Regions from separate parts of the Homo sapiens genome. Here region 1 is linked to region 2. Evidence: read pairs that join two places in POLR2A ChIA-PET (ENCODE). Cell type or tissue: A673. All regions are shown on one strand. Each heading gives the region's core, and the rest is flanking DNA. Links, peaks and the distances in the headings are about the cores only.

The links. Peaks named below come from ENCODE experiments on the same cell type or tissue, not always from the same donor. Only the 100,000 strongest peaks of a DNase experiment are listed, where the experiment ranks them.
Region 1: POLR2A ChIA-PET joins it to region 2 with 34 read pairs; 1 of 35 experiments calls an interaction of 5 or more read pairs at or near these places.

The regions. Positions count from the first base shown.
Region 1 is chr1:185,831,118-185,837,281 of GRCh38, forward strand. All of the region lies in intron 1 of HMCN1 (hemicentin 1), which reads left to right. Among named protein-coding and RNA genes, the nearest start is that of HMCN1, 100 kb to the left of the region's middle. In A673, for the core only: no CTCF peak of the experiment used is centred there; DNase peaks (open chromatin) are centred at 3,584 and 4,284; H3K27ac peaks cover 2,887 bases.
Region 2 is chr1:185,686,018-185,692,181 of GRCh38, forward strand. No RefSeq gene overlaps it. Among named protein-coding and RNA genes, the nearest start is that of GS1-204I12.4, 43 kb to the left of the region's middle. In A673, for the core only: no CTCF peak of the experiment used is centred there; DNase peaks (open chromatin) are centred at 1,334, 1,674, 2,414, 3,424 and 1 weaker place; H3K27ac peaks cover 3,889 bases.

The DNA of each region.
Region 1 (6,164 bases), core at 1,237-5,236, 150 kb after region 2:
CTTTCATATTCATGTTCATGCAAATAATTATAAAAATCCTACGTAAAATGTTGCCAAACAATTTAGCACATGTTAAAAGAATAAACATCCTGATTAAAGGTGTTTATTTCAGGGGCATGATGATAGGTCAATCAAAGGAAATTATTAACATATCTAAGGGAAGAACACATGATTATATTAATATATATAAAAGGCATTTAACAAAATTAGTGTTAAGGCTTGATTTAATTTAAATAAAAACCCCAAATCTATTAACAGGGAATAGATATATATTTTCATAACCTGATAAAATGTATCTGTTTCAATCTCAAATCCAGTATCATCCTTAGCGGGGAAACACTAGAAGCACTTGATAATTTTAGGAACAAAACAGTAATTCCACTATCATTACATTAAGCATTGTTCAGGAGTACTAGCCAATGCAATTAGATAAAAGAAAGAAATTAGAGATATAAAAGTAGAAAAACATTTACAGTTTCTATGATTGTGTATCTGAAAAGCTGAAAAGTCTTAGAAACAGTAAAAAATTCAGTAGAGTAGTGAATGAAAAAATATTTAAAAATCAATAGCTTTTATATATACAAAAATACAACCATTCAGAACGTATAATAGAAGAAATACCCCAATTCAAAACATCTACAAGAAAGATAAAATAACTAGCCATAAGTTTACCAAGAAATGTGCAAACATATACGGGAAAAAAATAAAACCTTAAAAGAAATAAAAAACCTTCTAAGATTTCCCCCAAAATATTACAATAATTGGAATGATACACTATAGAAAGCCTCAACATCTTGTCAGTTTCTCCTAATTGATTGTATAAATTTAATGTGACATCCACAAAAGTACAGGCAGGATATTTTTGGATATAGATTGGCTGATCTAAAGTTGATAATGGCCGGGCGTGGTGGCTCACGCCTATAATTCCAGCACTTTGGGAGGCTGAGGCAGGTGGATCTCTTGAGGTCGGAAGTTCGAGACCAGCCTGGCCAACATGGTGAAACCCCCTCTCTACTAAAAATACAAAAATTAGCTGGGCGTGGTGGCGCATGCTTGTATTCCCAGCTACTTGGGGAGCTGATGTGGGAGAATCGCTTGAACCCGGGAGGCAGAGGCTGCAGTAAGCCGAGATCACACCACTGCACTCCAGCCTGGGAGACAGTGAAACTCTCTCAAAAAAACAAAAAATAAAAAAATAAAGTTGATATGGAAAAATAATAAGCATGAATGGCCAGAAAAATTTAGCAAAAGGGGAGTAATGATGTGGGACTAGTTTTACTAGATATTAAAACATATTATTAAGCCTCAATTATTAAGACAATTTGGTTCTGAGCATGAAGGTAAAGATTAGTGGATTAGTATATAGAATACATATGTGAATCATAGTGGTTTGTAATGTCAATGGAAAAAATGGGTTTTTCCATAAATAACGAGAAGCCAACTAGGTAGCCATCTGGAAAAAAAGAGGTTCCATACCTTATGCCTTAGACTAGGATAAATTCCAAATGCATCATAAATGTAAATGTACATCATAAACCATAAATATACTTGAAGACATCATGAGAGAATTCTATACAACTTTAGAGGGAAGAAGGCTTTCTCAACTGTGATAAAAATCAGGACCACAAGAAAAAGATTAATAAAGTTTACTTACTACCTAAAAGAAAGCTATTTCTGCATGGCCAAAATTGCTATAAGAAACTTCAAACTGGAGGAAAGTTTTTGCAACTTACATTACAGACAAAATCTAATTTACTTAATTTATAAAGAGCTTCTACAAATTGGCACAAAATAACCAACAACCCAGTAAAAGTGGATGGAGACTGTAGACATTCATTTTATACAAGAGAAATTCAATAGATATCTTCCATTGTTACAGTAAGCACCCCCTCTTCTCATTATTTCTGTCTTAATAGCCTTCTTATTTCTATAGTAGCATTTATTTCAACTTGTTATTTTGTCTCTTTGCTTTACTTGTTTTATTCTTCATTTTCTCTCTAAGATTGTGAATTTATTGGAGAAAAGGATTATGTCTTTTTCTTCCACAGTTGTGCCAAGCACAGTGCTGTCAAATACGAGGCATCTGATAATGTTCGATTCTATTCCAGGTTGTTCTCTTCCTCCACCAGAAAAATACCTTCTAAATAGTGTTCCTTATCACTTCTATCAAACATATTCAGCTTTTTTATACTAAACTGTATAGATGGGCAGACATTTACATTATTAAGAAGACATCATATAAATTTACCAAGTAACTGGGCTATATACAATGTGAACTGTGTAATTAGGCTTTAAATAGTCAACTTCAAGTACAGGGCATGATTAGCTAGCAGGGACTTAAAAATTATAAAAAAGTGTCAGAAGTAGTGTGTTTGCCAGTGAAGATCTTACATTTTTTTAGTTGATTTTTTGGCAGAGTCTTCATTGATAACTTCTTCAGAGTTTTGAACTCAATTTCAATTGCTTTGAATTTTCTTCATTCTTTTATCTGTCTCTTTGATTTTTATGATTAAATACCATGATGAGATTCATAGGCAGCATTAGAGACAATATATGAATGACTTCAAAAGTTCTATTAATGTCTATTATTTCTCTCATACTTTTTAGGATTAAGTACCATAATTATAATATTTTAAGGATTTTATATTACTTAGTATTTTCTTTTTCTTAATTGTTTTTTCCTGACAGCCATACTCTTTTCCAATTTCTTCAGATATCACATTTTTCATTTCCTTAATTATTACTTAAATGTTAGCCTCTTCTAAAGTTGGTTATTTATGTATCTGTGCATTTCTTATTATACACACATATACATAAACCCACTTATATTTTCTGTTTTGCAAATTAAACTACAGATTTTTGAACACAGAGACTGCACTTTATAAATTGCTATAGTGACTATTTTAAAGTAGTGATTTCTGTATATTGTTCAAAATTGTCTCTTTCTATAACTCCACTGTCATTAAACAGTGAGGGTCACTGTCTAAGTTCTGGAGATTCAAAATGTCACAGTTGCTATCATCGGAGTAGTTTATAATCTAGTTTGGGAGAATGTATAAGTGAATGTAGCTATCTACTGTTGCATAAAAAAGTATTCCAAAACTTAGTGCTATTTAATAAAATAAACATTTATTATTTGCCAGTTTTTATGGGCCAGGAGCCCTAGCACTACTGAGCTGGGTCCTCTGGCTCAGAGTCTCTTACAAGTCTATAATTAAAATACTGATTGGACCTTGTGGTCCTTGCAAAACTTGACTGAAAAAGGATCCACTTCCAAGCTACTCACATGGTTGTTGGCAGGATTGAGTTCCTCTTGAGCTATTGGACTGAGGGCCTCAGGTACATGTTGGCTGCCCTCAGTTTCTTGTTATATGGGTCTCCATAGGGTAACAGGGTAGCTCACATGGCTGGTTCACATGACTGGTTTTCATCAGAGAGCAAGAGAGGGTATGCAAGAATGCAAGACAGAAACTATGGTCTCTTTATAACTTAATCTTGGTAGTGACATCTCATCATCTTTGCTCTATTCTTTTTTTAGAAGCAGGGCATTACGTCCAGCCTATAGCCAAGAGGAGGGGATTACACAAGAGTATGAATACCAGGATGTGGGGATAATTGCAGGCCGTTTTAGAGGATGCTTGCCACATTTGATAAATACTGAACAGACAGCTAAGACATATCCTTAAGATAAATCAGTTGAGTGAGCTCTAATTCAGAAGAGTGAGACATTCAGGAGGCTTTCCCAAAACAAATTGAGACCCAAGTTGAATCTTGAAGTAAGATGTGATAAGTAAATGGGGAAAATAGCCTCTTATATAGAAAAAATATAAATAAAAATGTAGAGATGGGCATTTTTCTAGATTATGTTGGAAACAGTGACAGATAACATAACTTGACGACAGTATTATTTTCATCTCCCTTTCAGTGTCTGCTAATTGTTATGAATGGATATCTGTAAAACACAGGTCAATTACTGCATTTTGGTTTGAGTACAGATCATACAACAAAGAAACAATCTCTGCCTTTTAGAATTCAGGTTTTAAAGGAAGACTTGATAATAATCAGTTAAGAAGAATGTGCTTCAGAGTGAAGAGGAGAAGCATGGGAATTGGGAGCCAGAGGTATTGAAACCCTGTGTGTGCTATCAGTTGGTATGGGTGCACTGATCACAGTGATACCAGAGAATGGCACAGAATGTCTCTTGTTTCTCTTCTGTAGTTTTTGGAAAGTTTTGGATATGTGCCACAGCTCATTGGTATTTGTGTAGAGACACATGCCTCTCTCTTCAATTGCCGCAGTGCATTGGTGACTTGTAAGGGGAGGGGGTGGGATGGCTCAAATGTGGATGCTTTCCTATTATCAAGTATCAGCATGATGTATGTATTCTGTCTTGGGCTGAAATGCCTTTGGAGAAGATTCAGACTGGAACAAAATAATTAACTTCATTGACCTTACAGAGACTAGGATAATTTCTAAATCTAGGATGCTTTTAGTTACCAACTAAAGTGAAGACTCTGAACTTCTTCATATTAGAAGTATTTAAATTTAAAATGGGCATTTACACTGATGATCCAGTATTATTTTCAGTATTTACAATTATATTGGATATTTCATATTTTAAATATTTCTTCTATGAAGAGAAAAAAGCAAGACAGACATTTGTACATAAATAGGCATACATAATTGCAACAGTATATATAGAAAATATAAATAATATACAGAAAAAAAGAACCAAAATTGGGCTGTGGTAGATTTCAGTGTTAGAAGTCTGAACAGTGTTTCATTTCACTCAATGAAAAGGAATTCTTTGTATATTCAATAAAGACTAACAGTAGGAAGATGACATTGCTAAGACTTGTGCACTTAAAAGAGACGAAAGCTTGAAGTGAGAGGATTGAAAAAGAATACCATATCCTGACAATGACTGTTTTGATTAGACTCGAAATACTTAAAATATTTCACCTCACAACATTAACAGATAATGTCTTAAATTAATGCTTTCCTTGTTATCTTGCCTAATGCTCAGAAATATTTCTGTGCTCTTTTTCCAGTGACCATTATAAGCAAATTAATAACCACACAGCCAAAATGCATGAACACAACATGAAGCTTGTATGTGATCAGGTGAAATTCCTCTTTTTTTTCTTAGATTATAAAACAGTACAATAAGTTGAAAATTTTGAAAAATAGAAAATACTCATTCTATTTGTTCCAAACATTAATTTTTACTCTGGTGTTACCTTTCAGCACTTGTCCTTATGCACATGTGTCTTTGCAAATAATTGCAATTAATTATATATACAATTCTGTGTTTTGCCTTTTTATTTATTATATAATAAACATTGGCTTATTTTTCTCCATGGAACAATAATTTAGTTGATTCCTAATATTATTTAGAGAATTATATGTTTTTAACCATTTCTCCATTTTGACTTTATTGATATTCTAAAAATGTTCGTGTCCTTTTATTTCCAGTGAATTATAACAAAGAGCGAAATGACTTTATCATAAGGTACTTTTGTTTAGACCTTTATTTTAGGTTCAGGGGTACATGTGCAGGTTTGTTTTTAGGTAAATGGCATGTAGTGGGTGTACAGATTATTTCATCACCCGGGTGATAAGCATAGTACCCAACAGGTAGTTTTTCAAACCTCACCCTCTTCCCACCCTCCACCTTCAAGTAGACCTGGTGTCTATTCTTACCTTCTTGGTGTCCATATGTATTCAATGTTTAGCTCCCACTTGTAAGTGAGAACATTCAGTACTTGGTTTCTGTTCCTGTGTTAGTTTGCTTAGGCTAATGGCCTCTAGCTCCATCCATGTTGCTGTAAAAACATGATCTTGTCCTTTTTTATGACTGCATGGTATTCTATGGTGTATATTCCATGGTGTGTGTGTGTGTGTGTGTGTGTGTATATATAAAATATATATATAAATATATATATATGTGTCACATTTTCTTTATCCAGTCTACTGTTGATGGGCATTTAGGTTGATTCCATGTCTTGGCAATTGTGAATAGTGCTGTGATGAACATATATGTATCACAAAATACGTTTAAGACTTGTAATACATGTAACTGTAATAAATTTCACAGATGTTGTAACCATTCACAATCTTACCAACAGTACAAATATTCCAGGTTTATCATGACACTAGTTTGA
Region 2 (6,164 bases), core at 1,019-5,018:
GAGAACTCATGTACTAAAAGTATTAGTATCACTGTGAAAGACACCAAAAATGTCCTCTAATAAATTGCTAGAAGGAGGGTTTCTTTATATTTAGAATTAGGACAAACTTGAATTGCTTCAATGTGATAAATTGTTAAAATGAACTTTTTGCAGCTCAGTTGAAATTTAAAAGACTTTTCTCAAATGAATGTTCAAGGAAACAGATGGGGAAAGTACTAGGAGTTTTAAAAACTTATGTTCCCATAAAATAAAAGAGAGCATGAGTTTCACTGCTTGCTTTCCACTGCCAAAAATTCCCTTTTCCACTCTAAAAGGATATCAATATTCAAACTACTAGCAGTTACTTCTTAAATTTATGTTAATCCAGGACACAATTCATAAAAAAATGATGTGAAACAGACCAATGATAAGCCTTGTTGACATACTGAGCAATTCCATCAATGAAGTAAAAATTCTAGCAGATTAATGGATTGTTAGCACCAGCTACCATCTAGTTTCTCTCATAATTTCACAGATGACCAAAGTAACTTGTACAAAGTCAGTGGCAAAGTGGACACTAGAACTTCATTCCTTCCATCTCTCAGAGCAGTGCTTTCTTTTCCTTTTTTGTGATATTATGCTTCCACATGCTTTGCTATGCTTTTCAAATAAGTGCTCAAAATATGTTAAGATTTGTCAGTTTTCAAAAGGTCAGAATGTGAAAGGAGTTGCAGGACATGTCAAGGAACTTGAATTTTAACCTAAAGATGATAGGAGTTACTGATCACATTTGTATTTTAGAAAGTTTATTTTCTACACCTCACTATTCTTTGCTTGTGTAATTTATGTCTTCTCTCCATCTCTAATTCTTGTTACTTTTATATTATCTTGCAAGATAAATTATAGAATTGCCAATTGTATCATGTGGAAGTGGGTTCAGACTTCCTACATTTAGATTTTAGACATGCTTGCAGCATATGTGTATACTTATGGCTTTGAAGTTCTTTCTTCTATTGAGAAGGAAATAAATTGCAGAATGGCATATAGCTTCTGGCAAGAATACCATTTCAACTGCATTTTTGGAGCAAGGATTTTTTTACCCCAAGTCTGGTACAAATTATGATTTCTAACACTGGGTTTATTTTTATAGAAAGCATAATTTGTCTTAAAAACTACTGTTAACAGCCATGAAAGCTAAGGCCAAATATTAATGCACAGTGTTTCAATGACAAGCACTCTATCTTCCCAACTTTCAGTAAAATTTTGTGTAATTCATGAATAGTTTTTTCTCAGCTTTACTGAATTGAGAAATAATAAATTGTGTATATTCAAGATGTACACCTTGATGTTTTTATATACATCTACATTGTGAAAATAAAGCCAATTAACATACCAATCACTTCATGTAGTTACTATTTCCTTCCTTCCTTCCCTCTCTCCCTCTTTCCCTCCCTCCCTTCCTCCTTTTCTTTTCTCTCCCTCCCTCCCTCCCTCCCTTCCTTCCTTCCTTCCTTCCTTCCTTCCTTCCTTCCTTCCTTCCCTCCCTCCCTCCCTCCCTCTCTCTCTCTCTCTCTCTTTCTTTCTTTCTTTCTCTGTCTCTCTTCTTTTTCTTTCTTTCTTTCAAAAGTTTAATGTTGTTAGTGATGATGATGGAAAGTTGATGAGGAATTCTGGTCTAACAGATACTGGACTTTCCTGAAGTCAAGAGGTTTCATGCCAACTTTGTAAGTTAAGAAAGGTGATATCACACTTCTTCCATTGTTTTTTTCACTCTACATTGTGTTCAAATTGGCAAGCCCCAGGAAAAATATAATCATTATAATTAATCCTCCTCTATCATTTATTTTCATTGATCAAATCAATGTAAATCTGAAACTCCTAGAGCTATCTAGAATAAAACAAGCACTATGCTATGAACTTTATGTACATTCTCTTCAACAACATAGAAATACACATACTAAACTCAGTGTGTAAGAAAAAGAGAGGATTCTGTGCCAGATATCAAATATCTGTATCCAAATTCATGATAGAGGCATTAAGACTGAGGAATTTAATTCTCAACCTAGGGTATTATTGACATTTGGGCAGCACAATTCTTTTTTATGTGAGAGGTCACCCAAAGGCAGGACGTTTAGCATCTTAGACCCCTGACCACCAAGTGCCCACAGCACCCATCAGTCAGCAATGTGACTCTCTCCCTCACCTCTGACATTTCCAAATGCCCACTACAGCGGTAGCTCCATCTATGTGGAGACTAGATGATAATCAGCCTCCCTTTACTCAAATTTCACTCCTAAAATAATTTAAGAGAAATTATTTTAACCTTTTTGACCAAGACAAAATTCTGGACCAACCTACTTGACTAACCAAATGAATGGAACACTTTAGGCTGCTTCATGAATGAAGGCGGCTGAGGGTTATACACACCCCACTCCCTTCCCTCCCACTAACATGAAATAGAGCAGTGCATCCGTATAGTGCTGTAACATAGCTACAATACAGCAGGAATTGCTTGGAGTGTTTATCACAATATAGATTTTAATCCAGTAGGTTTGGACCAGGGTCAGTACCTGCATTTTTACCTGCCAGTGAACAGGTGACAATTTGAATCACATTTATCTGGAGTGATTTTACAGGATCGCTCCAGATAAAAGTGGTTCAAGTTGTTCCCTGTTCACTGCCTTAGAAGGTTTTTAACTCCAGGAAAACTCTTATAGACCCACTGGCAATAAAATTCCCTATAATAACAGCATGCAGAAGACAAGAAAGGTTCTCAGTAGAAGTTGAGAGAAATATTAGAGGAAGTAAAGCAGTGGTTTTGTCTTAGGTATAAGTCTTTTGAATAAAACAAGCACTATGTACAATCTCTTCAACAACATAGAAATATACATACTAAACTCAGTGTATAAGAAAAAGAGAGGATTCTTTTTTTATCTTTTTAAATCAAATATCTGTATCCAAATTAATGATAGAGGCATTAAAACTGAGGAATTTAATTCTCAACCTAGAGTATTTTGACAGTGGGTCAGGGTTCAGATGTACCTGAAGGGAGAGAAAATAAACAGCCTGATCCCTTGGGAGTGGCCACAGTTTTGGGGACTTGTGTATCACCTTCAAAAGAGATGAACCATGAGAATCCTCTCACCACAGGAACAAATCGAAAGGGAGGAGTAGTGACCTTCTGAACTGTTGTGGGGAAGAAGTCCATGTTCGTGAGCACATCCTTCCCTCTGTCTCCTGGGCTCAAGCAATCCTCCTGCCTCAGTCTCCTGAGTAGGTGGGACTACAGGTGTATGCCACTATGCCTAGCTTCTGTTTTTACTGAGATTGCTTTCAATAATGAAGAGTCTAATTAGAATATATATGGCTGGGATTTATTCTCATTCTTGGCTGATCTTCTATAGAGGGAAGGCATCGTGTAAAACCAATTAAAAATGACAGCATACTTCCTGTAGCAACCTCCCATAACTCCTCATTCGCAGGGATGGCAAACTTGAGGAAAGAGGTGAAATTTGTCTTTAGTGTCTCGTTCTCTCTTTACCTATTCTATTTTGCACCCCTCCCTCTTCTGCCACATAGGCCTACTAAGGAAGGGTTGGATCATAATCCCCAAAAACACAATTCCAAACAGCATAATTCTGAATGTTGAAATCCCAAAAGATCAAAATCCCTAAGCAGAAGATGGTAAAATTTAATAGGGAATGTTCATGTCAATGTATATGTAGAATCACAGAAGAATTTCCCAAGGAGCAGCACCATATAGAAAATGAATGTAAATGTATTCTCCAAGGAGAGCCTTAAAAGAAAAAAGCAGCTATTTATTGTGATGCCAGACTTCAAAATATAGTTAATAATCATGAAAGTTGGCTAACTCTTATGGACTATATCCATGCAATTGCCCATAATCTATTCCTGTAATTCACTTTTTCATATGTCAAGTTTTGTTTTTAATTGCTTTTTCTTGGCTGGGTGCGGTGGCTCACACCTGTAATCCCAGCACTTTGGGAGGCTGAGAGGGGGTGGATTTCTTGAGATCAGGAGTTCAAGACCAGCCTGACCAACATGGTGAAACCCTGTCTCTACCCAAAATACAAAAATTAGCAGGGCGTGGTGGCTGGCACCTGTAATCCCAGCTACTCAGGAGGCTGACACAGGAGAATCCCTTGAACCCAGGAGGTGGAGATTGCAGTGAGCCAAGATTGCATGACTGCACTCTAGCCTGGGTGACAGAGTGAGACTCTGTCTCAGAAAAAAAAAAAGAAAAAAAATTCTTTTTCTTTTTTGTTTTTTTTTCTACTGTTTTAAATTGTATTATTTTTTATCATTCTATATGCTATGTATTTCATGTTCATATCATTTCCCATACTGGAGGTATAAACTGTGTAGAATTTTTTAGAGACTTCTGATTCTGATTCATTTCATGCATTTTTTTTTTAAAAAATTTGACTCCATGAAAGTGTGTTATAATGTTCACTTTGCGGATAAGTATTGTGCATGTATGTAAAAACATTGAAACTTTCTCAATACATGAAGAGATGTCCTTTTTGTACATCTGCATTTGTGAAAGATAAAATTTTTCAAGATCTCTGATCTTTGGGCAACTGCATATGTGGTGGTGACCCATTGCACGTTCTGACTGATCTCATCAAACAACTTACATTGTTTGTCACAGTATTGCAGATGACTGCAGTTATAAAGCTGGGAGCACAAAATTACCAACCGTAGTCATATGGTTTATACATTTCTCTTTTGACCTGTTTCTTTATGAATATGATTTGTCTGCTCATAACTGATATATCTATGTGACTGTTAGCATACCTGAGTGTTCATGCTTGCAAAAATAGTTATGTTATTATTGCCTCTCTTATTGTGTAAAGTGGCCTATGAAGTGTTTTATTTTCTCAGGGCACAGGATCTTACTCTGTCTTCCAGGCTGGAGTGCAGTGGCTCGCTCGATCATGGCTCACTGCAACCTTGACCTCCAGGGTTCAATTGATCCTCCCACCTCAACCTCCCAAGTAGCTGAGACAACAGGTACATGCCATCATGTGTGGCTAATTTTTGTATTTTTTGTAGAGATGGGGTTTTGTTATGTTGCCCAGGCTGGTCTCAAACTCCTGAACTCAAGTGACCTGCCCGCCTTGGCCTCTCAGAGTGTTGGGATTACAGTCGTGAGATACTGCACCTGGCCTGTTATTTTTTAAATATGTTTTTCAAGTAAATCCCATTTTAAAAATGTAAATAAATATCTTTGAAAGAATTAAAATTTTTTTCCAGAATTATATTTTTGGGATTTTGATTTTTAAGGATTTCAACATTTGGGATTATGACATTTGAGATGGTATCTTTCAGGATTATGATTATAATAAATTCCTCCCCAGGGAAGATCCTCAGTCCTATTTTTCCAAAGGTTTGTTCTTAGCTAGTTCTTTTCTAATCCTCATTGGTGTCTTACCTAGAAAACATTTTCCTCTGGGAAATATTTATTCAAGTGGTTCCCGAGAAATGATAAGCCTTTATCACACAAAAATGAAATATCAAATGGTGAGTTCAGACACCCATGTGAATGGATCTTTTGGGCCATCTATTTGGTAGCCTCAAAACAAAACAAAGTATCACTCTTAAGGCTGGTTGTGCGACAATGTGCGTTTGAAATTCTCTAAATCATGTCAAAGTATGGAAGGGAACTTCAACAATTATATGATCCATCTATAGGTTTTCAGGCACATCAATATTTTGACATCTGAAAAAATGATATTTTTTTCTTTGCACAAATTTCCACTAAAGAAGGTTACAATGAATAACTAAGCTATTTCATCACAACAAAGTACAATGTACCATCATCTCTCTCTCACCTGGGCTGTAACAGTAATGCCCTAAACTGCACGGACTCTTGTTACCATTCTTGCCATTCCTTCCCCCTTTTCTTTTATACTCCCCTACACCCAGCAACCTATTTGGCACACTGAAGCCCAAGTGATCTTTTAAAAATGTGAATTAGATCATGCCAATTTTCTTCTTCAAATCCTTTGGTGGCTTCTCTTCCTTCCTGGGAAGAAGACTCATACGGTCGACAGGACACTCCGTGATCCTGACTTAGCCATCCTTCCTCCTCACTGTCACCTCCAGCATGTCTGGTCTTCTTTAATATCTTCCAATGTACCATCATGCTCCTGTCACTTCAT